Regions from separate parts of the Homo sapiens genome. Here region 1 is linked to region 2. A link is an interaction called in ENCODE POLR2A ChIA-PET data of the cell type or tissue named here. Cell type or tissue: A673. All regions are shown on one strand. Links, peaks and the distances in the headings refer to the core of each region. The heading gives the core; the rest is flanking DNA.

Region 1 (11,974 bases), core at 1,817-9,816, 55 kb before region 2:
TGAGCTATTTATTTCATATGCAGCACAAGGTCTTGCTTATAGTAGGTGTTGAGTAATGCAGGTGATAGTTGTTAGTGTGAGACTGGTGAGACTTTGAAATATACAACAAATATGTACCCATCTTTGAAACACCATTGTGAAGCAGAGTGTTCACAAATCCCAGCTACCTGACAGGCTGAGGGAGAAGGATCGCTTGAGCCCAGGAATTCAAGACCAGCATGGACAACACAGCAAGACCTGTTTCAAAAAAATAGTCAAAATTTTTGACTGACTAAATTCTAAAACAGTGCAGTAAAGCTTTCTCATCACTCTGTGATTTGTGTATATTTTGAAGTTTCACTTGTCCTTCCTAGAGTTCTCTTTTTCATATTATAGTTGTTTAATGAATTCACATCCAGGTGAAATTCTATTGGTGTATTCCCGAGGAGTAACCAGATTTCTGGTCGCAGTGAAAGTATTTTTAGATACAGTTTGAAATAAAAGCTCTTATCAACTTTCTTAAAAGTAATACATAGATTTTCATTGTACTTTAATCTGTCACTTTAATGTGGAAGTGACTCCTACGGTCACTTCTACATTAAAACAAAAAAACAGAGTTTTATTCATGATTACATTTCTCTAACTTGTAAGGTTCAGTTAAAAAGAAGTACAAATGCTGGGTCCGTAGAACTAAGACTGAATTAACCAAGCAGGGGGCCGCTGAGGGAGGCGTCCTTAGGAATTTAGCAGTACACCATTTCTGATGAAGAGCAAAGTGAAGCTTGGAGTTCTTTCAGCTTCGCACACGAATTTCTGTGTTTTTCCCAGGTGTCTTAGTACGTAAACTCTTTGTGCCCTCCCCCCAGGTTTTAGTGTGCTTAGCGAAAACTAAAGAAAGTGAAGTATTCGTGGAAGGAATTGACGGAGTTTGAGTCACCTTTGTCATAGTTTTAAAAAGCTGCACGGTGGAGATTTGTGGGCATCCTTGTTTCCCCATAACTGAGTATTTGACCAGTTGCCTGCTGCTTTCCCATGGAAGTAAGTGTTATAGTCCTGTACTGTGCTAATGGAAAACTTACGTGTCCATTCCAGTAAACAGAGAGGATTTACAGATAAAATTAAACAATAGAGGAGCAGAAATGGGAAAGTTTTTAAAGAGTTAAAAGTGGAATTTGTAGCGTTTTTAGCTGTGTAAGAATAGATAAAATGTATATTTATATACTGTTACAGTACAAGGCAACGGGCGAAATTAGAGAAGAGACTTACATAGGCCGGGCGCGTTGGCTCACACCTGTAATCCCAGCAGTTTGAGAGGCCGAGGCAGGTGGATCACCTGAGGTCAGGAGTTTAAGACCAGCCTGGCCAACATAGCGAAACCCCATCTCTACTAAAAATACAAAAATTAGCTGGGTGTGATGGTAGGCGCCTGTAACCCCAGCTACTCGGGAGGCTGAGGCAAGAGAATCACTTGAATCCAGGAGGCAGAGGTTGCAGTGAGCTGAGATCACACCACTGCACTCCAGCCTGGGTGACAGAGCAAGATTCCATTAAAAAAAAAAAAGAAAGAAAGAAAGAATGGAAAGAGACTTAGTCTGACAGTTATTTATTTCATTATTCTTTTTCTTTATATAGAATATGCTTCCTAACGAGATGTAAATAGTAGATTAATCTGACTCTTAAAACATTTTGTCATAATTCACCTTTTGATTTACATTAATCTGCAAGCTTGCTTCTATAGAAAATTGCAACCACACATTTTGCCATTTCTTAGACAAACTAGTGTACTGGCTTCACACTTTTTCACTCTTTTTCCTTTTCTTCCTATATGAGAATGTTCAGGCAGCAGTGCCACACTCGGCTTGCACAGCTCTGAGAAGGGAAGAAGATGCTAGCCTTTCAGAACGGTGGTTTTGTCATGTGTGTCTTCATTTGTTCATTGAGCAGAACATTTGTTGAATGCCTACCAAACATCACATACCCTGCACTGGGGATGGACAATTCATGAGTGAAGTGTTTTGGAATAACCAATAAGTAAGTCAGCCACTTCAAGGTATTGTAACAGAGATAAGCATAGAGTGCCACATGGGAAGGACAACTAACCCAGACTACGGATAGGGGACTGCAAGGAAGCCTTTCTGGTGGAGGTGATATGAGCTGAGTTTCAAGTTAGCTGTGCTGGGCAAAGAAGGTGAAAGGGCGTCGCAGATGGAGTGACCTGCATGCATGAAAAGCGCAGACCCGCAGTTGTAAAGCCTCTCAGTAAGCGCTGCAGGCTCATTGTGGCGGGGGGCAGTGGGAAGATGTAAGGCTACAGAAGTTGGCTGTTGGTATTACTAAGTAATAGTAATAAACCAGCATAAAAGCTTCTTTTGGTAATAGAGCCAAATTAAATTCAGATTTAAAGCTCTTCCTCCAAGTTGCTTTTGGAACTTGATAGACTAATTCCAAACTTCATCTAGAAGAGCGAATGTACGTGAATAGAAGAGCCAAGAGACTGAAAAAGCATAATGAGCTATCACTTTGAGCTGTGATCCTCTAGTAATTTTAACAGCGTGTTTCTAGGGCAGGAGTAAACACAGATCCAGGAACTATGATATAAAGAGAGCAGGGGGAAAAACAGATGTATACACGGAGAGTTGCAGATCACTGAGAAAATAGTGGTTCAGATCAATATCGAGTGCTAGAAAGCCATATGCAAGACAAATATAAGAACTACAGAAAGATGACGTAAGAGAGTATTTTCTAAATCTTGGGATAAAATTTTAATCATAAGCCATGAAAAGAAAGACTGACAAGTTTGAGTGTATAAAAATTTAAAAGTTTTGTACATGAATATGAATAAAATCTGAGAGGACATGTTTACAGTGTAAATAGCAAAAGATAAATATCTCAAAAATACCAAGTGTTCCGACAAATCAAAAGAAAAACAGTCCCATAGAAGAATGGGCAAAGAATGTGAACGGGAAGATCATAGAACTACCACAAATGGGTCCTAAGTATGTTGAAAGTATTCCCTTGTGGCTGGGTGCGGTGGCTCACGCATGTAATCCCAGCACTTTGGGAGGCCGAGGCAGGTGGATCACGAGTTCAGGAGATTGAGACCATCCTGGCTAACACGGTGAAACCCCATCTCTACTAAAAAAAAAAATACAAAAAATTAGCCGGGCGTGGTGGCGGGCGCCTGTAGTCCCAGCTACTCGGGAGGCTGAGGCAGGAGAATGCCGTGAACCCGGGAGGCGGAGCTTGCAGTGAGCTGAGATGGTGCCACTGCACTCCAGCCTGGGCGACAGAGCGAGACTCCGTGTCAAAAAAAAAAAAAAAAAAAAGTATTTCCTTGTAATCAGGGAAAAGATAAATGGAAACAGCATTGATAGATCACTTTTCACTTACCAAATTGTCAAAACTTTAAATCTTGTTAATATTCCTCTATTGTAATAACACAGTACTATGGATTGAGTGCTTATCATTTGCAAGATCCAATTGCTTTACACATATTAACTCATTTAATCTTCTCAAGACCCTGTAATCACCGCAGGCGACCAGCGAGAGTGTGGGAAAAGGCGACGCTGGTGTGCTGTTGGTCGGAATGTAAGGAGGCATGTGGCAGGATTTATCAAAATGTTGGGTAATATGACGTAGTACATCCTGCAGACACCTAGAGCACAGCTCTTTACTGACGACTGAATGCTCTGCATTTGTCCTCTGCCCAGTGGCATGAATTAATAACAGGCAAGTTGGAACGTGTCGAGAGGCAGTAGGGACAAAAACAGAGTTGACTGTATTCGTTACAGAACAGGCACAGGTGTAGATAGCATTAGTCTTCCAGTGACCAGCAATCTCACTTTATCCTGTGATGATAAAGAGCAGCCTGTGTTTGAGAACCAGTTGAACTTTTGCTAGGCTGCAGGTCCCCACAGAACAGCAATTTCAAATCTTGCCCCCCCCCCCCACTCCCTACCTCTTACCAGGTCAGCCATCCCCTCTGTTCTTGGTGTCACCTTCTTGCCGTCACCCACGTTGGCCTGGGCATTGGGCAGAAGCTTCATTGGTTTTGTAGCGTTATTGATGTCAACAAGTATCCCATTTTAGAAGGTAACCAAGACTTCTAATACTTGCATGCAAAAATAAGTCCTAGATGCTTTTAATATTCGATAATGCTGATGTTGAAGTGAAATTCAGTCAAGTGAAACCAATTTTGTAATGGGCTGACAATTCTAAATGGAGCTTTCCAGCGTCCAGCTGACCCTCCTGCCAGTGGTTAATGCTGTGGCTGTTGTCAGGCAGCATCCTGTGGCTGCCATCCCTCGTGGGAAACACAGGCTTGCACACAAGGGCATCCAGAGCAGACAGGGCAATAAAGGCCTAGAAATGCCCACTAAGGACTGGGAGAACAACAGAGGGGAGCCTACAACAAGCCCGAGAGGAGGAGGGCCTGTGGGCATTTCAGCTGTCAAAGGGCTGTCCTGAGAGCCCGCTGCCCCCAGGCAGCCCCAGAGGACAGAGGTGGAACAAGAGTGGCGGAAATGTAGGGTGGTAGGCAGGGTTTTCAGATTTCTGGAAGAACTTTTATTCCTTCCCCCTTCACTGGCAGTAGCCAAGGAGAGATAGTCAGTTATTGCCAATGGTGGAAGGGCTTCTGCAAGACAGGTAGGCCAGGGTGCCTCCCAGCCCTGGTTCCAGGTTCTCTTTAGGTAAAGACTGTTATCAGCAAATGAAACATTGGCCTTCTCATAAAATAATACAGGGGAAACTAGATTTGTAAATTCATGTATTGATTTGGATGGGAGTATATTTAGCCAAATAGCAACAGATCTTAACTGGGAAGATGAGTATTAGTACGTACAGTGATTTCCAGAGATTCCAAAGAATGCCACCTGATCATGTCAGGTTCAGTGCAGATTATGTTTTGCAAGTCTGCAGGATAGCTCCAGCTTGAAACACTTGAGAGCTTTTATCTTTAAAAAATAATAATAATAATAAGTTCTTGTGCCAAAGGCAGAACAATGTATTGTTTTGGTGGCTGCTTTGTACATTTATAAACAGAGGCTTTGATTAATATACGGCAGTGTTTGCTACTTAGATCTTTTTTAGATAGAGGCAGGAAAGTAATTAAGAAGCTGGACACTTGCCAGTTTACATATGGGGCTCATTTAGAATATTACAGCTAGTGTTGGCATGCCAAATGTTTAGGAGTTGTTTAGAAAAAGGGAGAAAGAAGGAGCGGAAAACAAAGGCAGGATGAGAGAGCCGCAGTTTATTCGCCTGCAGCCAATAGGCAAAATGCCGTTATTCTTTTGGCTGACTTTCAAAAACACAGAAGAAAAGTGGCTGTGATGCTAATTGTAACTGGGTCCTGAAGTGAAAATGTTTGTGACAATCGAAAGAATTTAAAGAGGAAGGAAGATCGGTTTAGTGTCAGCTGCAATTAGATAATCAAAGCTGTAAAATCCCATCCGTCCATGCCTCCGCCCCTAGTTGAAGGGGATGAGTCGGGTGCCTCCTGGAGTAGAAAGGGCATTGCCCAGCCCTGCCCGGCTTGCGGCCGCGGGCGCCCGCGGGTGGCCCGGACGCAGACTGGCCCCGGGAGCTTCCTGGCAGCTCCCTGGCAGCTCTACAGGAGGCGGCTCTCGCTGTACCCAGCCGACATGTTGTAGCGAGAGGCCAGGCGAGCCTCGATGCAGGCGTAGAGGCAGCTGTGCACGCGAGGTGGCGTCTCCTAGGAGGGTTGGGCGGCACCGTCTGCAGGTATTTCCTCACCCGTCAGCCCCTCGTAGAGCAGGAGAAACGGAACAAACACGGAACAAATAGTGGCTGCTTCTCGCCAGTCCGTTTGTGACATAACATTCCAGCGTGTGAGTGGTAGCCCGGCGTCCCTAAGCTCTTGGCTGCAATTCAGATTGGATAAAATGGCGTCTTGGAAAAGAGCTGCTTGCTAAAGATCTGCCGCACGGAGCAGAGACTTACCCATGGCTTTCCCTACTGTGGTTTCTCTCTGCTGGGCTGGCACGGGCAGGCCTTCCCAAATTAGGAAGCAAGCCTCCTTTGCCCCCAGTTTCCTTCTTTATTTAATAGACTCTTAACCTTGAGGAAGCAATCTCATTTTACTGCCGTTTTGAAGAAAAACACAAGGCAACAAACTTATTCTTTTGGACACTATTTGTGTTTCCAATAAATCTTGTACTGTGTTCTGCGTTTCATAATTCCTTGTATTTATAGTAGTTGACAGATGAAATGTTTGGGAGTCTGTCCAGCAATGGAATTTTGAATTCAAAGTACTTTCTCCCTGAGATCTTTACACCCAGTAAATGCAGTAGAGGGGGAGGCATCTTTGGTTTTCAAAAGCTGAAGGCTGTTGTAGCATTTATCCTGCCCCTGAAAACCAAGCAGCGAAGGATTTGTGGTATCAGTAAGCCTTAGTAAACGTATACTATCAACTGTTGAAAGCATTGCGAACTAGTTTTTATAATACATATTATTTCAGTTAAAAGGACTGTGATGATAAAGAATGAACACATTTACTATTTGTCAGTGTTAGTACCAGTACAGCATTCTGCACACCTCTGAGTAAATCTTGTCCACACTTTCATATCTGATTAAATCTGATACCTAATTAAAATTTTGCTTACTATGGCTTTTGGAAGCTCTTCATTAAATATTTTCCAGGAAAATTTTATCTTTATATGCTAACATTTTGGAATTTAAAGACAAAGGAAAGCTTTTCTCTTTCAACCATGCTATTATGTAATCCTTTTTAATTTAATCACTTAAGACAGTTACGTTGCTTAGATTTTTATAGACACCTATTTATAGACTGTAAACCACTTAACAGCAGAAGAAAAGAGAATTTAACGTTATACATGAGCTTCATTTCTTTTTTCTTTTTAAGGCTTTTTTTAGGGGAAAAATTATTTGATAATAGAATGTTGTGGTGGGAAGAGCACTAGATTATATTCTGAAAACTCAGATTTCAGTTCATTCCTTACTGTTTATTAGTTACAAACCCTGGCCACTTAGCCTCTCTGAGCCTGTTTCTTCATCTGTAAAACTGACATTGTTTGTAAGGGTCAGCTAAGCCGACGTGTATGGAAATACTTCAAACTCCGAAATGGTATAAAGTATGTGATGTCTTGGTTCATTTCAGAGTTTTCATTCATTTCAAAATGGCTGCTCTTAAAATTCGGTCATTTCACAGATTTTTTTTTTTTTTTTAACGAAATTTAACCTTTTAGACTGCATTTTCATTTTTGGAGTAAATCCTGGTATTCTGATTAAAAGAATATGTGGTGATGGTGGTGATGATGATGGTGCTATTGGTGATGGTGATGATGGAGTTGGTGATGATGGTGGAGATAACAATGATGGTAGTGGTCATCATGATGCTGGTGGTGATCATGGTGGTGGTGCTGATGGTGGTGGTGGTGGTGTTGGTGATGACGGTGTTGGTGATGGTCGTAACAGTGGTGATGGTGGTGGTGGTGATGATGAGGAAGAGGAGACATTCAGGGATTTGATAGAACTAAAAGCATATTTTAATTAGCTCAGTATGCAATACAGTCCCCGGTTTGGGGGTTTTGTATGTATAATTTTCAGAGAGATTCCTAAGCCTACCCTTCAAAAAAGAGCTTATAAGTAGTAGGTGCTTTTCTCTTTCTCCGTGAACCTGCATTGAATTTTCAGTAAAATTAATTTGTGAAGAGCCAGATCATTTGATGAGGTGGAAGAACCAAGAAGTAAGGAACAAGAGAGCAGCTGAAGTATGGAAAAAAAGGAAAAAAGAATAGCAGTATGTCTCATAATGGTAGCCAAAGGTGGAATGTCAGCAGCTGCAGCCTGAAACTTCAGTGGGCTGGGCTGGGCTGGGCACACTCCCTGCTCCTCTCCTGTGACAGAAGATGTACCAGGCCACAGTGTGGCCCCGAGGCTGCAGCCTATCCCAAGAAGTGCAAGGAGGCTATAGAGGTGGGAGAAAAGAGATGGTTGGTTGGTTGATTGGTTCCTTCTTAAGTAAAATAGCATTGTTCCAAATTGACTTCTATAGTAAAACATATTTTTTATAATTTTTTTTATTTCTGTGGGTACATAGAAGGTATATATATTTATGGGTTACATGAGATATTTTGATACAGGCATGCAATGTGTAATAATCACATCAGGATAAATGGGGTATCAGTCATCTCAAGTATTTATCCATTGTGTTACAAATAATCCTATTATACTCTTTTATGTATTTTTTAAATGGACAGTGAAATTATTTTTAGCTATAGTAAGCCTGTTATGCTAGTAATTACTAGGTCTTATTTATTCTTTCTGATTATTTTTTGTACCCATTAACCCTTCTCCACTTCTCCCCACCCCTCACTCTCGCACTACCCTTCCTAGCCTCTATCTTCATAAGTTCAATTATGTTCGTTTTTAACTCCCACAAATAAGTGAGAACATGCAAAGCTTGTCTTCATGTGCCTGGCTTATTTTAATTAACATAGTGACCTCCAGTTCCATCCATGTTGTTGCAAATGACAGGATCTTATTCTTTTTATGGCTGAACAGTATTCCATTGTGTATATCTGCCATATTTTCTTTATTCATCTGTTTATGGACACATAGGTTGCTTCCAAATCTTGGTTGTTGTGAGTAGTGCTGCAGCAAACATCGAAGCTCTCTCTTCAATATACTGATCTCCTTTCTTTTGGGTATATACCTAGGATTGAGGTAGTATAACTTATTATCAAACCCTATCTATGTTTTCAACATAGATTCATAGTCTCAGTTGTAATTTTTTCTAACTAAAAAAGATTTTGAGCTATCAGTTCCTCTTGTACTAACTTCTCTGAATAGATAACCCAGTATTTTTGCAAGTAACTTCAGTTAAGTTGGTTGCTAGTCAACATGGCAACCTAAGCTTAATCTTAACTTTACCTTCAAGACTGAAAATTTAAGCATCATTTATATTACTAGCAAACTGCTTTCAAGTATTGATAAGAATTATTCATTCATTCAATGTATGTTTATTTACTGCTTCTTCTCTGTCAGATACTCTGCTGAACACTGGCAGTAAAAATAGAGCCAGAATAGGTACGCCTTGCCTTCATGGTGTTTACAGCCTAGAGGGAGAACCAGCCAGTCACACGATGACTCACACTAGAATGTGTGCTCCATGAGAGAAAGAAGTCGTTCATCTTGTTTATGGCTGTGTCCCCAGCACAGTAGCTGCATATAGGAGGCACTCAATAATAGTTATTGTTTCAATTGAGTTGGCAAGCTCTGGGCCCATGAGCCACATCTGGCCCATCACCTATTTTTGGAAATAAAGTTTTGTTGGCACACAGCCACACTCATTCTGCTTTTGTGCCACAGCAGCAGAATTGAGTAGTTGTGACAGAGACTATATGGCCCACAAAGCCTAAAGCATTTTGGCTATTAGGCCCTTTACAGAAATTGTTTGCCACCCTGGTTGGTCTAAGTGACTTGAAAGGAAGACTGTTACAATGAATGTATGAGGGAGTCCTAACTAGGGAACAAAAACGTCCCAAATTAAATGTCCATGGATTTGAGATGGGAAAAAAGAATAGACATTGAGCCCAGGCAGGGGATGGCACCTTTAACAGCCCTGTCTTTGGGAGGGCAGGACACAGATGGCACCTCAAGGAACTGTCTGGAGCACAGAGCAGGAGAAAGAATGATATGAATGGCCTCAAAAGAGACCCAACCATTGGTGACCCACTGGGCATTCATTTGGAAAAGAGCACTGTATGCAGTGTTGAGCACATTATTGTGGGTGGGGCAGTAGGGGGCATGGGAAGAGACCTGTTGGAAAGTTATTTACAGTAATCCAGTCAAGACATGAGGGTGCTTGGAACAGGGGCAGTCAGAGGGAAGTTTTATTTCTTGTTTTAATGGAAAAGGTTCTAGAAATACCCAATATGTAAACTCAACAGGCATGACTTCATCCTTATGGCATCCTATATGGCCATCCTTAGGGCACTTCAGCTATTGGGGATGGATATTGGCCTTTGTAGAAGTGACTTTGCTTCCTGCCAGTATTGCCCCATTGGTGGTTATTTTGCTGTGGCATAGTTGAGATCTACACCTCAAAGCCCGGGAAGGTCTGAGTAGGCGGCGTCATTGTAGTGGAAGTGGTTCCCTCAGAAGATGGACGTGCTTGTTCAAAGCAGTCTGGGCTGTACAAGTGCAGCTGATTGGTGACTTCAGCTAGAACTCAGATTGTAGCACTATGCATGTATGGTTTTGTTTGCCCAGGAAGCATATATTGTTTGCCTATATGTGGCAAGCATTTTGAATGGAAAACTAAAAAGATATTTGCCACGCCCTCAAGGAACTCACCTTCAGAAATTAGACACTTAATTCAGGGATCAGATGGGTTTTTAATCAGACTGCTCTGCCGCCTGATTTGTATCACATTTAAACATAAAAATTAAAAATTTTGAAAATATTTTTTCAATAGAAGAAAGTATATAGAAAATAATATAACTGTGTTCACAATAGAGATTTAACATAATATCATGCCATATTTGCTTCAGGGCTCTCTATTTTAAAAATGTTATAGGTATCATCCTCTAACCCCATTCTGGTCCCCATCCCACCCCCAGAGGGAACCACAATTCAAAAATTGTAGTGTTGTGTCACTTTCATCTACAGTGTGACATTAAAGTGCATTTCTTGATTATTAATGAGGTTGATTATTGTTTCATATGTTAATGGCTTATGAGTTTTCTCTTTTCTAAATTGCCTGTTCCTATCCTTTTCCCATTTCTGGTTGGGTTGTTGGCCTCTTTCTTACCGATTTTTAGGATTCTTTTTTTTTTTTTTGAGATGGAGTCTCACTGTGTTGCCCAGGCTGGAGTGCAGTGGCACAGTCTCGGCTCACTGCAACCTCCACCTCTTGGGTTCGAGTGATACTCCTGCCTCAACTCCCAAGTAGCTGGAACCACAGGCGTGCACCACCACACCCGGCTAATTTTTGTGTAAGTAGAGACGAGGTTTCACCATGTTGGCCAGGCTGGTCTCGAACTCCTGACCTCAGGTGATCCACCTGCCTCGGCCTCCCAAAGTGCTGGGATTACAGGCGAGAGCCACTGCGCCTGGCCGGGAATTCTTTAAGCTGATAACCATACATTATCTGTTGTATCTTCTCCCTGCCTGTGGCTTGTTTTTTTAGCTTTCATTATATGATATCTTTTGTTATATAGATGTTTTTAATATTAGCATAGTCAAATTTATCACCTGTTTATGTCTTACGTATTTCATGTCTTCTACAAGATGATACAATGTCCAAGGTCATAGAGATGGTCTCCTTTGCTTCCTTAATAAGCTTTAAGAAGTTTTGCTTTTCCTAATTCGCTCTTTACTTTATCTGGCATGTATACGATATAAGGGATCTACTTTCATTTCATGTGGCTAGACAGTTGTCCAACAGCATTTATTAGCCACCAGCTTATAATGCTATCCTTCTTTCAAACGTGTCATATAATTGAGTATGAACCTGTCAAATTGGGGGCTGAGCAATCCTCAAGTCCTCAAAGTAGACCATTAACAAAGGGCAGATCATTTTACAGTGTGACTGTTGTGGAATGGAACCAATAATACTGTGTATTCGAATGGCACCTCACATATGGAAAAGAATGCATTGGTCAGCCAGGTTGTTAACCCCCTGCTTTCTCGGTGTGGGTTGCAGTGAGTGCTGTCTTAGTCAAGAGGCAGCCTGCCTTATGGCACAACCTGTCCATGAGGGAACCCAAACTGATGGTAAAATGAAATGTGGTAATATTTGCTGGCAACAAGCCATAATCTCTGTGTGTTAACTTGGTCTTATTTTCTGTGTTAAATGAGGAATGGCTTATTTATCTCTTTAGTTAGTTATTATATTAGATAGTTTTTAGAGTATGTGCAAAACCAAATTGTCATAAACCAGGGTTATAGAGCCAACCCCTAATAATTGGCAGTGAAAAGAACCTAGTCATTTTATAGCAGTTTCAAC
Region 2 (11,974 bases), core at 2,067-10,066:
GGGCCCATTTTGCAAGGGCCAGGCCAGTCTAGCTGACTTTCCCAGAGGGGAAAGTTGGGAGAGATGGGTTGGCGCCAAATTGTGAAATTTGGAGCATTCTGAAGGCCAGGTTGAAGCCCTGACATTGTTGCCACCTTACCTGGCTAGATCTGTACAAGCTGAAACGAAAAGAACCCACACAGCAGAGATTGCAAGTAGGCAGCCCTGTGGCACTGATGGGCTTGCAAAGGCGTTTTGTTAGGTCTGCGAAGTGTGTGTGTGCATGTGCATAGGTGTGTGTTAATGCCAACATTCAAAAATTGGGGAAAGTGGCTTCTGGCTTCTCTTAAAAATGGCTATAGTGGGTCTATGTTCCAGGTAGCAATAGGTGGTTGGCCCCAGTAGCACCTGTTTATTTAGACAGGACAGACACTCTCTGGTTTGCCACAGTCCCCATGAAGCCCACTTCTTCATGTGCATGGCCCACCTGGCTCCTATGGGCATTTGAATTTGCAGCCTCTGAAATAAAGGTAAGAACCAGAATGTTCAGCACCTGGCTAAGTAGTAGAGGCTCACTGTGCTTACGTACCGTGTGGCGTAGTACTTACGGTAAGGACCTATGGGGTATGTGTATGTGGTAAGGGGAACTGCAGCTGGAAATACAAGGGGAGGGGGGCGCTTGTGCTGGTTATTCCCTTCCAAACAAGCAGTCTGTCCTGCTCCAAACTAGTGTCCTCATCAGAAACTCTTTACTTCAACCTTCTTTTCATTGTCCTCCTCATCATCTTTCTTTATTAACCTAGCTTAGTGCAGGTCCTGGACAAATAACCAGGTACCTGCTTTTAGCTATAAGGAATGAGCCCAGAAGCCTCAGCTCACCATCCCAGCTGGGGGCAGATGGCAGCACCCCCGCTGTCAAATAGTTCAGTTCCTTAAAAGTAGTTTGATACTTAATTCACAGACTCTTTCAGAGCAGACTTTTGTAAAGGAAACTCACTAAAGGTAGAACTGAATTATCCTATCAGTCTGTTTCATAGGTGGTACTTTAGAGTTCTGGAAAAGTGTTTTTGACCTGATGAGTTTCCGTAAGATATCCCAAAACAAAGAAAGATTTTCCTAATAGTTTGGACTTTTTCTATTTTCCTGTGGACTCTGAGAAGCCTCAGGACCATGTTTATTCAGCACTGAAACAAGTAAAATGAAGAGAATTGTGGGCCTTACTTAATCAAAGACTATTCACATTTTCACCTTAATTTAGGAATAATATTCCTAGAAATACATGTTGTTATGACGATAAGTAGTATTTTTTCACCAGCACTAAAAGTTATAGTTAAAATATTTTGCTGTATCCCAGCTACTTGGGAGGCTGAGGCAGGAGAATCGCTTGAACCTGGGAGGCGGAGGTTGCAATGAGCCAAGATTGTGCCATTGCACTCCAGCCTGGGCATCAAGAGCAAGACTCCGTCTCAAAAAAAAAAAAAAATTTGCTGTAAGCGAAGACTGAAATAGCTTCTATAGGAGAGCTTTAGAATGAAGTCATTTAGAGGAGCAGGCGAATCCTAACCGCATCTCTCTCTTTAGCTGGACTGAACCCAAACATGAATGTCAACAGCATGGACATGACCGGTGGCTTGTCGGTGAAGGACCCATCCCAGTCCCAGTCACGCCTCCCCCAGTGGACGCACCCCAACTCCATGGATAACTTGCCCAGTGCCGCTTCCCCCCTGGAGCAGAACCCTAGCAAGCATGGTACGTCTGAGCTAGGATGCCTGTGGTGGGATCACTGCTGGCTTATTAATCGATCGTCCTGTTGTATAGCATGGCCATTCTATACTTTTCTAAGAATTGAGCACTGAAAGTTGGATTTAAAATAACCCATTCCATTATAGTGCATATAAGATCTCAGCTAGTCACTGATCAAACTTCTTAAAACCCAACCATTAGATCTTAGCTACAAACTTAGAAATAATTTGAAAACCCCAGAGCAGCAAAGAATCTAGGTCATAGCCTGTGTACTTTTTTTATGTATCTATATTCATCAACAAAAACTTGAGTCTGCTGAAATGTTTTCAATAAAATGGTAAAACATAAATAGAAAATCAAATATACAGTATGTATGGGAACTGCAGCTGTAAATACTAGGGTGCATTTCTGTTGGTTATTCCCCTCCATCCAAGCAGTCTGTCTTACTCCAAACTGGTGTCCCCATCGGGAACTCTTTACTGATGGACACACGAGTAAGGTGGAAGCAAAAATGATAACCATAGGAGGTAATCTCACTCTCAAGCATTAAATTTAACTCTGAACTTCCTGGTAGAATAAACAGCAAAGGAAATTCAGTAGGTTACGTAGTTCTCTCTTGATAGGAAGCATTCTAAAAAGAAAAAGGAAACTATGTCTCATGGTTAACTTACGGAAAATCATCACACACTGCTGGCACCTTTCTTAGCAGGAGGGCTCTGCTGCCTGTAGCTGGTTGGTTTGGTTCTGTATGAATTTTTAACATCCACTGTGTTCTTCCGTAGTGAGGGTTTCAGACTAAAAGGAGGGAAGAGATAACAGCAAATTTGATAGCTAATCACAAAGACTCATAAGTTGTCCCCAAAAAGATTTATTAAGGGCAGCTTCCCATGGTATGGATATGTATTTTGTAAAGACTTCTTACTGGACAAACTGAAATTGTTCTTCAAGGGTTTCAATCTTTCAGGGCTGAAATTGTAGCTAACTGAAACAGTCACTGGCCAGGCATGGTGGCTCACACCTGTAGTTCCAGCTACTTGGGAGGCCAAGGTGGGAGGATCGCTTGAGCCCAGGAGGTTGAGCCCTGATCACATCACTACACTCCAGCCTGGGCCACAGAGTGAGAAGTTGTCTCAAAAAAATAAATAAATAAATAAATAAAGTCATTGATTCTTACAGAATCCTAGACAGACCAAGTCTTACAATTCATGTAACTGAATAGGGCAAGGCATTGGACCTAGAACAGAAGGTACATAGGGAGGCTTAGGGTATCTTCTGGTGTCTCTCAACTGGAGAGTATTCACTCGCTTCTTTGTTTCCTATTGTCCCCATAGGTGCTATCCCTGGAGGTCTAAGCATTGGGCCTCCAGGTAAGTCCTCCATTGATGACTCCTATGGCCGGTACGATTTAATCCAGAACAGTGAGTCACCAGCCAGTCCTCCCGTAGCTGTTCCCCATAGCTGGTCACGTGCCAAATCTGACAGTGATAAAATCTCAAATGGCTCTAGCATCAACTGGCCCCCAGGTAAGACCATGCAACACTTCTGTGCAACAGCAGCAGGTCAGAATGTGCTCCAAGCCTGCAGAGAGTGATTAGGCTGAGAGGACCCAGAATCTGAGCTAAGGATCTGGAAGCGTTAAGCCCAGAGCTTTGGCATTTTCCTTGGAAATCCATTTGTCAGATCAATTTTGGGTATGGTTAGCATCAGGCATTTTTCTGTAAACCCTTAGTTCAGCATGAGGAGTGGAAGGGGTGGCAGGGAGGAAGCACACTGCACACTATCCGGTAAAACTATTCCAACCCTGTGTGAAAACTAGCTTAATATGATAGCTGTGATACCTGGTTCTAGTTTGTTCCAAAGGATTGATTGCTTTAATGAAAGAGAGTATAAGGTGTACCTCTAATTTAATTAGCAGATTATAAAAATTTCTACAAACAGGACAAAACATCTTTTAAAATTTCGTGAATCAATGTGCCGGTGTTCTGATCTGTGGCTTCTCATTTTGGTTTCTTAAACAGAATTCCATCCGGGAGTTCCATGGAAAGGACTGCAGAATATTGACCCTGAGAATGACCCTGACGTCACTCCTGGCAGTGTCCCCACTGGGCCTACCATCAACACCACCATCCAGGATGTCAACCGCTACCTCCTCAAGAGTGGAGGTGAGGGTGCTGCTCTTCCTGCCTCTGCATGGACGGTCTCTCTAGACCCATTTGGAGATGTCAGGGGTGACAGGTTGGGCTGTGAGGCAGGGATGATACAAGGCACAGTTGGCGGGCACCTTTTCTAGTCACCTGAAGCAGCATGAAAAGACAGCAGGTAGTGCTTATGGAGAAATGGAAATCAATTTGAGTTTCTGCTGGATTTTTTATTATTATTACTTTTTTTTTTTTTTTGCGATGAAGTCTCACTCTGTCGCCCAGGATGGAGTGCAGTGGCATGATCTCAGCTCTCTGCAATCTCCACCTTCTGGGTTCAAGCGACTCTCCTGCCTCAGCCTCCCAAGTAGCTGGAATTACAGGCATGTGTGCCACCATACCAAGCTAATTTTTGTATTTTTAGTAGAGACAGGGTTTTGCCATGTTGGCCAGGCTGGTCTCGAACTCCTGACCTCAGGTGTCGCCCATGCTGCTGGATTTATTGATAAGTAATGTCTTATCATAGAAGTGCCATCTCTGATAAAGTTTTATCACAGCATGCTATTTTGTGGAAGGAAGAGCTAGATTGCCATAGGTACTATCACTAATAAGGCCACCTAGATAGTTCCCAAAACATTGAATTTCCCACTTGAAATATGACTCATTGGAGCCATGTGTTTTGTGTTTGCTTCTTTTGTTTCTTTTTTTTTTTTTTTTGAGACAGATTCTCGCTCTCTTGCCCAGGCTGGAGTATAGTGGCGTGATCTTGGCTCACTGCAACCTCCGCCTCGCAGGCTCAAGTGATTCTCATGCCTCAGCCTCCCGATTAGCTGGGACTACAGGCGTGCACCACCACACCCAGCTAATTTTTTCTATTTTTAGTAGAGATGGGGTTTCACCATGTTTGCCAGGCTGATCTCGAACTCCTGACCTCAAGTGATCCGCCTGCTTTGGCCTCCCAAAGTGCTGGGATTACAGGCGTGAGCCAGTGTGCCTGGCTGCTTCTGTGGTTCTTTAAAGTGATAGGCTTCTAAATGTGCCTGTGGTTTGGCTGGAAAGCCAACATAAGTACAGATTGCCCTTTCTGTTTAATGCTGTGTATTCCTTGGGGTTACACAGCTGCTTTTTGGATGCAGCTGCGTTTCGGAACAGGGATGTTACGGGTGTCCCTGCTGTCAGACACAGCCAAGTGGTGCAGGAAAAGGAGCCGTGTAAGATGGCAGAGGACAGGTGAGGCGCCAGCCAGAATCAGAGACCCAGCCCTCCCCGCTTGTCACACCTGGTGGGGCACCAGGGTTGTGCCAGACAGGAAAATTAGCATATTTTGAGGGATGTGGAGAAGTGGGATGCAGGTTGTACAGATCCAAGTCATAAGGGAAGTTGGAAAGAATCGAAGTTGCATGGCAGAGCTTCCCGAGTGGTGCCCAGATGAAGCATCAGGTAGCCCCTTAGCCTCCAGGCAGAACCAGGGCCACTGGGAGTGGCCTCAGCCATCGCCTGAGTGTGCCATGGTGTGAAGAAGATGGCCCGAGAAACACGTGACAGCTGTCCTCAAGCTCCACATGCAGCTGTCCTCCAGCTCCATAGCCTGCCCAGTTAAGGAGATCAACTTGCGGGGAGGGCAGAAGAGAACCTAAGCCTAGGAAATGCATTGGCCTTTGAGATAAGGCAAGGAAATGGCATCTCCAGCCCTGAGCCTAAGAACCAGCCAGCCAGCCAACCTGCCAACCGGGGTGACTTGTAGCTCCAAGTGAACATCGTTTGACTTCCCGGGTGCTCGACGTTTGGGTCTTGAGCCTGCCCTGGCACTTGTACACAGACATCAGTATTCAGCAGTAGCCAGTTCATGTGGCTCATGCCAGGCCTCCCCTTCAGCTCGTGACCAGCACGAGGAACCTTGTTGCTCCACTCTGGTACCTCTCTTGGTTGTGTTTAGGGATACATTAGGGTTTGTTATTGAAAGAAAGGGGAGTACAATGAACATCTCTTCACGTAGAAATTGCTAACCAGAAAGCACTAGCAGGCCGAGCACAGTGGCTTACACCTGTAATCCCAGCACTTTGGGTGGCCAACGTGGGAGAATCACTTGAGGCCAGGAATTTGAAACCAGCCTGGGCAATATAATGAGACCCTGGCTCTACAAAAAATTAAAAATGAAAAAATTAGCTGCGTGTGGTGGCACACGTCAGTGGTCCCAGCTACTCAGGAGGCTGAGACAGGAGAATCACTTGACCTTGGGAGGTCAAGGCTGCAGTGAGCTGTGATTGGGCCACTGCACTCCAGCCTGGGTGACAGAGCAAGACTTCGTCTCAAAAAAAGAAAAGGCCTCCCAAAGCGCTGGGATTACATGCGTGAGCCAGTGCGCACGGCCGAGCTGACACCCTTTTAAAGTAAAGACCTTCTTGAGGGAATTAACACAGGAACAGAGAACAGACAGCTCACACGTTCCCACTTACAAACGGGAGCCCAACACCGAGTTCACACAACACAAAGAAGGGAGCAGCAGACACCGGGGCCTGCTGTATGGTAGAGGGTGGGAGGAAGGAGAGGATTCAGAAACTGCCTGTGGGGTACTGTGCTCACTACCTAGGTGATGGAATGATCTCTACACCACACCCCCACGACGCACAGTTCACCTGTGTGACAAACCTGCACATGGACTCCCTGAACCCAAAATAAAAATTGGAAAAAATAAAAGTGAAGACCTGCAGATTACCCATAAATGTTAACTTGCCTCAGCTCTGGTGCCCTCATTCTAAAGAGGTCCCTTGCAGCAGGGCAGCTGCAAACAGCTGTGCAGGTTGGACACTGCACGTGTCCAGGAGGTGCCACACACCTGGTTATTCACTGCACAACGCCATGTGGGCCTACGGCTGAGATGCCATGGCTTTTCAGAAACCGTCCGATTCTGTTTATGGTCATCAGTTTAGCAGCCAGACTGTGCTCATGTTCCCTCTGCTAGCCAGGATACGTGCACTGGCAGAGTCATTGTCCCAATTAGAGCTCTTTCCATCCTGTGTTCACCCCAACTGTCACCATTATTCCATCCTCGCTCTTCTTCTCCAGCTTCTTGCTTTCTTCACAGAATTGAAAGGGAGAGCCACATTAGAAAATATGAAATAAAACCAAGCAGCGAGGAGCTGAGCTTTTACACAAGGGATTGAGGTGCCTTAAGGATGGCCCATTTATCCTAAGTCTCCCTTTCAGGCACAGGGACAAGCTTTCCTCAAAAAACTACAGTCCTAGGGATAGAATAACTCAAGTCCATATACACAGTTATTAGGACAGATGTCTCTTAATTATTCCTGTATTTAAAAAGGGAATCATGAGCCGGGTGTGGTGGCATGCACCTGTGGTCCCTGTGACTCCGGAGGCTGAGGCAAGAGGATCACTGAGCCCAGGAGGTTGAGGCTGCTGTGCACTGTGATCATGCCTGTGAACAGCCACTGTGCTGCAGCCTGGGTGACATTGCAACAGCCCCATCTCTTAAAAAAAAATTTTTTTTAAGCAAAATATGAGTGTAAGCTGATGGGACACCCCAGTCAGAAGAAATACTCAAATTTTTATGGCAAATTTTGTAATAAAAGGCTTGGAGTTTTGTTCTTCCATTTTGTGGCCATTGTTTGAACTGTGAAAGGATGTAGATTGCCCTGGATTTTTATTTTACCTTATTTGGGAGAGGAAATCAGTGTGGTCCTTTAAAACTCTTAAAACATGGTATTTTAAGCATTCTGGCGGGAATTCTCAAAGAAGCTCATGCTGCTTCTTGCCCTTTGATTCCTCTGCCTTCAGCAACATCCCAGGCCTCCCTGAGTGGGTACAGGGACCCAGAGTAGGAGGCATGCCCCGTTTCTTCTTTCCCACATGTCACTTTCATGTTCAGGCTTCTATTAAAAATGGCAGCCTAGGGAGAGGTTGATTCCTGATGGTTCTCACACCCCACAGTTAGAGTCATGAACCCGGACACCGCCACCACCTTGCTCAGTGCCGTGTTTGGTTCTGCAGGGTCCTCCCCGCCATCATCTCAGAATGCCACGCTGCCTTCTTCGAGTGCCTGGCCACTCAGTGCCTCCGGCTACAGTAGCTCTTTCAGCAGCATTGCATCCGCACCTAGTGTTGCAGGTACGCGCCTGGCCTCTAGACTTGCAGGTAGCATTTTCTTTCTTTTCCCAAACAAAACTTTGACAGGCCCCAGCTTTTCCTATTGGCTCTTTACTCACTCCCTGAGCTGGGAGGCCGTGTGGCGTGATGAAGGATGGGTGGGGGCCTTGCCCAGGCACAGTGGGCACGCTGGGCACATCAGCTTGCACGCACATGGAAGTGGTAACGTCTTCTCCATACAAGTGTGTGGGCCCACTGCCTTCTCTCTTCCTTTCCCCCATGGCCACAAGACAAGGGCTCTGCAAGGTTTTGAAAACTTAGAGGCAAAACACTTCTGGGAATTTGTGGTTACTTGAGTTTGCCAGGGGCTTGACTTGGTGTTTCTTTGCCTATCACACAGTCTGCTGGTGTTAGAGAGCACTCTGTGTGGCTCCCCAAACACAGCAGTGAGTTTTCTTCTTTGTCTCAAGACTGCATATGCTCCATCTCTCTGCCTTTCTAGGTAAACTGTCAGACATCAAATCGACGTGGTCCTCTGGCCCTACCTCCCACACGCAAGCCTCTCTGTCTCATGAACTATGGAAGGTGCCCAGAAACAGTACTGCACCCACGAGGCCACCTCCAGGGTTAACCAATCCCAAGCCCTCCTCCACCTGGGGTGCCAGCCCCCTCGGCTGGACCAGCTCCTACTCCTCGGGTAAGCTCCATGCTCCTCGTGTTCCGATGGGGGCCTTACCCTTTAGGGGATGTGCTTATCACTTTGTCCTGTACCTCCTTTGTAAGGACCCCTGCCTGTAACTCTGGAGCCTGGGAGGGCTTAGGAGGGCACCAGGGCCACCCTAGATGTCCATCCAGGGCAGTAGCTGGGTGAGCCTGGTGTTTTTAGCATCAGCCTAGGTGTGCCGGCACGCAGCAGGTTTGCTCTGGGCCAAGAGGTCCCAGGCAGTTCCAGCACCCATTGAGGGCCCACACTGGCCAATTCTATCCTCAGGAGTGTGGCTGCCCCACACTGGGCCATCAGAGGCCTGCACAGCGCTTTAGGCTCTCTGCCCCCATGACTCCCCTTCGCACAGGGATCTGGATTTCTGCTTTTTATATTTGCTTCTCCACAAGATGTCACTGGGACGTAAGGCTTTTGCAGGCCCAAAACAAAACAAACCCCACCAGTTTGAAAAAACAACTCTCATAATATTGCAGCTTCTCTCAGGTGCTGCATGTCGAACCTCAGAGATGAAAGAAATGTACTGGGAATTTAGGAAACTGAAGATTTACACCAGCGTGGGCAACAAAGTGAGACCCCATCTCCACAAAAAATAAATTAGTGGGGCATAGTGGCACATACCTGTGATCCCAACTGCTGGGGAGGCTGAGACAGGAGGATGGCTCAAGCCCAGGAGATTGAGGCTACAGTGAGCTATGCTTGAGCCACTGCACTCCAGCCTGGGTGTAATAATAATAAATAACAAAATTTTTAAAATCAGCTACAGATAGTGTATTAGTCCATTTTCACACTGCTGATGAAGACATACCCGAGACTGGGCAATTTATAAAAGAATGAGATTTATTGGACTTACAGTTCCATGTGTCTGGGGAGGCCTCACAATCCTGGTAGAAGGTGAAAGGCATGTCTCACATGGCAGCAGACAAGAAGAGAGAGAGAGCTTGTGCAGGGAAACTCCCATTTTTAAAACCATCAGCTCTCATGAGACTTACTCACTATCACGAGAACAGCATGGAAAAGACCTGCCCCCATGATTCAGTTAACCTCCCACTGGGTTCCTTCACGAAACATGGGAATTGTGGGAGTTACAATTCAAGATGAGATTTGGGTGGGGACACAGCCAAACCATATCATTCTGCCCCTGACCCCTCCCAAATCTCATGTCCTCACATTTCAAAACCAATCATGCCTTCCCAGCAGTCCCCTAAAGTCTTAACTCATTTCAGCATTAACTCAGAAGTCCACAGTCCAAAGTCTCATCTGAGGTAAGGCAAGTCCCTTCCACCTACAAGCCTGTAAAATCAAAAGCAACTTAGTTACTTCCTAGATACAATGGGGGTACAGGCATTGGGTAAATACAGTCATTCCAAATGGGAGAAATTGGCCAAAACAGAGGGGCTCAGGCCCCATGCAAGACCAAAATCCAGCAGGGCAGTCAAATCTCAAAGCTCCAAAATGATCTTTGACTTCATATCTCGCATCTGGGTCATGCTTAGGCAAGAGGTTGGTTACCATGGTCTTGGGCAGCTCTGCAGGGTACAGCCTCCCTCTTGGCTGTCTTCACGGGCTGGTATTGTCTGCAGCTTTTCCAGGCACACGGTGCAAGCTGTCAGTGGATCTACCATTCTGGGGTCTAGAGGACGGTGACCTTCTTCTCATAGCTCTACTAGGTGGTGCCCCAGTAGGGACTTTGTGTGGGGGCTCCAACCCCACATTTCCCTTCCACACTGCCCTAGCAGAGGTTGTCCATGAGAGCCCTGCCCCACAGCAAAGTATTGTCTGAACATCCAGGCATTTCCGTATATCCTCTGAAATCTAGGTGGAGGTTCCCAAACCTCAGTTCTTCACTTCTGTGCACCCAGAGTCTCAACACCACGTGGAAGCTGCCAAGGCTTGGAGATTGCTCCCTCTGAAGCCATGGCCCAAACTGTACCTTGGCCCCTTTCAGTCACAACTGGAGCGGCTGGGACACAAGGCACCAAATTCCTAAACTGCACACAGCATGTGGACCCTGGGCCTGGCCCATGAAGCCATTTTTTCCTTGTAGGCCTCTGGGCCTGTGATGGGAGGGGCTTCTCTGAAGACCTCTGACATGCTCTAGAGACAGTCTCCATTTTCCCCATTGTCTTAGGGATTAACATGCAGCTCCTCGTTACTTAGGCAAATTTCTGCACCCAGCTTGAATTTTTCCTCAGAAAATGGGATTTCCTTTTTTTTTTTTTTTTTTTTTTGAGATGGAGTTTCACTCTTGTCACCCAGGCCGGAGTACAGTGGCGTGATCTCGGCTCACTGCAACCTCTGCCTCCCAGGTTCAAGTGATTCTCCTGTCTCAGCCTCCCGAGTAGCTGGGACTACAGGTGCCTGCCACCATGCCCAGCTAATTTTTGTATTTTTAGTAGAGATGGGGTTTCCCCATGTTGGCCAGGCTGGTCTCAAACTCCTGACCTCCCGTAATCCACCCATCTCAGCCTCCCAAAATGCTGGGATTACAGGCGTGAGCCACCGTGCCTGGCCAATTTTCTGAACTTTCATGTTCGACTTTCCTTATAAAACGGAATGCTTTTAGCAGCACCCAAGTCACCTCTTGAAGGCTTTGCTGCTTAGAAATTTCTTCTGCCAGATACCCTCAATCATCCCTCTCAAGTTGAAAGCTCCACAAATCTCTAGGGCAGGGGCAAAATGCCGCCAGTCTCTTTGCTAAAACAACAAGAGCCACCTTTGCCCCAGTTCCCAACAAGTTCCTCATTTCCATCTGAGACCGCTGCAGCCTGGACTTTATTGTCCATATCCTTATCAGCAATTTGTCAAAGCCATTTCACAAGTCTCTAGGAAGTTCCAAACTTTCCCACATTCTCCCGTCTATTTCTGAGCCTTGAGTTCCAACCTCTGCCTGTTACCCAGTTCCAAAGTTGCTTCCGTGCCAAGACCAGCTTGATCAGGGAGACCCTAACCCAGAGGCACTAGAGGAATTAAAGACACACACACAGAAATAGAGCGGTGTGAAGTGGGAAATCGGGGGTCTCACAGCCTTCAGAGCTGAGAGCCCTAAACAGAGATTTACCCACGTATTTATTAACAGCAAGTCAGTCATTAGCATTGTTTCCGTAGATACTAGATTAACTACAAGTATCCCTTATGGGAGATAAAGGGATGGGTTTGGCTAGTTATCTGCAACAGGAGCATATCCTTAAGGCACAGATCGCTCGTGCTACTGTTTGTGGTTTAAGAACGCCTTTAAGCAGTCTTCCGCCCTGGGTGGGCCTGGTGTTCCTTGCCCTCATTCCGGTACACC

What was found. Peaks named below come from ENCODE experiments on the same cell type or tissue, not always from the same donor. Only the 100,000 strongest peaks of a DNase experiment are listed, where the experiment ranks them.
Region 1: POLR2A ChIA-PET joins it to region 2 with 10 read pairs; 5 of 35 experiments call an interaction of 5 or more read pairs at or near these places.

The regions. Positions count from the first base shown.
Region 1 is chr17:78,035,394-78,047,367 of GRCh38, forward strand. All of the region lies in intron 4 of TNRC6C (trinucleotide repeat containing adaptor 6C), which reads left to right. Among named protein-coding and RNA genes, the nearest start is that of TNRC6C, 83 kb to the left of the region's middle. In A673, for the core only: CTCF peaks have their summits at 5,629 and 5,829; a DNase peak (open chromatin) is centred at 5,558; H3K4me3 peaks cover 1,992 bases; H3K27ac peaks cover 1,848 bases.
Region 2 is chr17:78,089,880-78,101,853 of GRCh38, forward strand. It overlaps TNRC6C (trinucleotide repeat containing adaptor 6C), which reads left to right. Exons shown (of 23, transcript NM_001142640.2): 16 at 1,561-1,728; 17 at 3,054-3,245; 18 at 3,741-3,884; 19 at 7,866-7,982; 20 at 8,464-8,658. Among named protein-coding and RNA genes, the nearest start is that of TMC6, 33 kb to the right of the region's middle. In A673, for the core only: no CTCF peak of the experiment used is centred there; no DNase peak of the experiment used is centred there.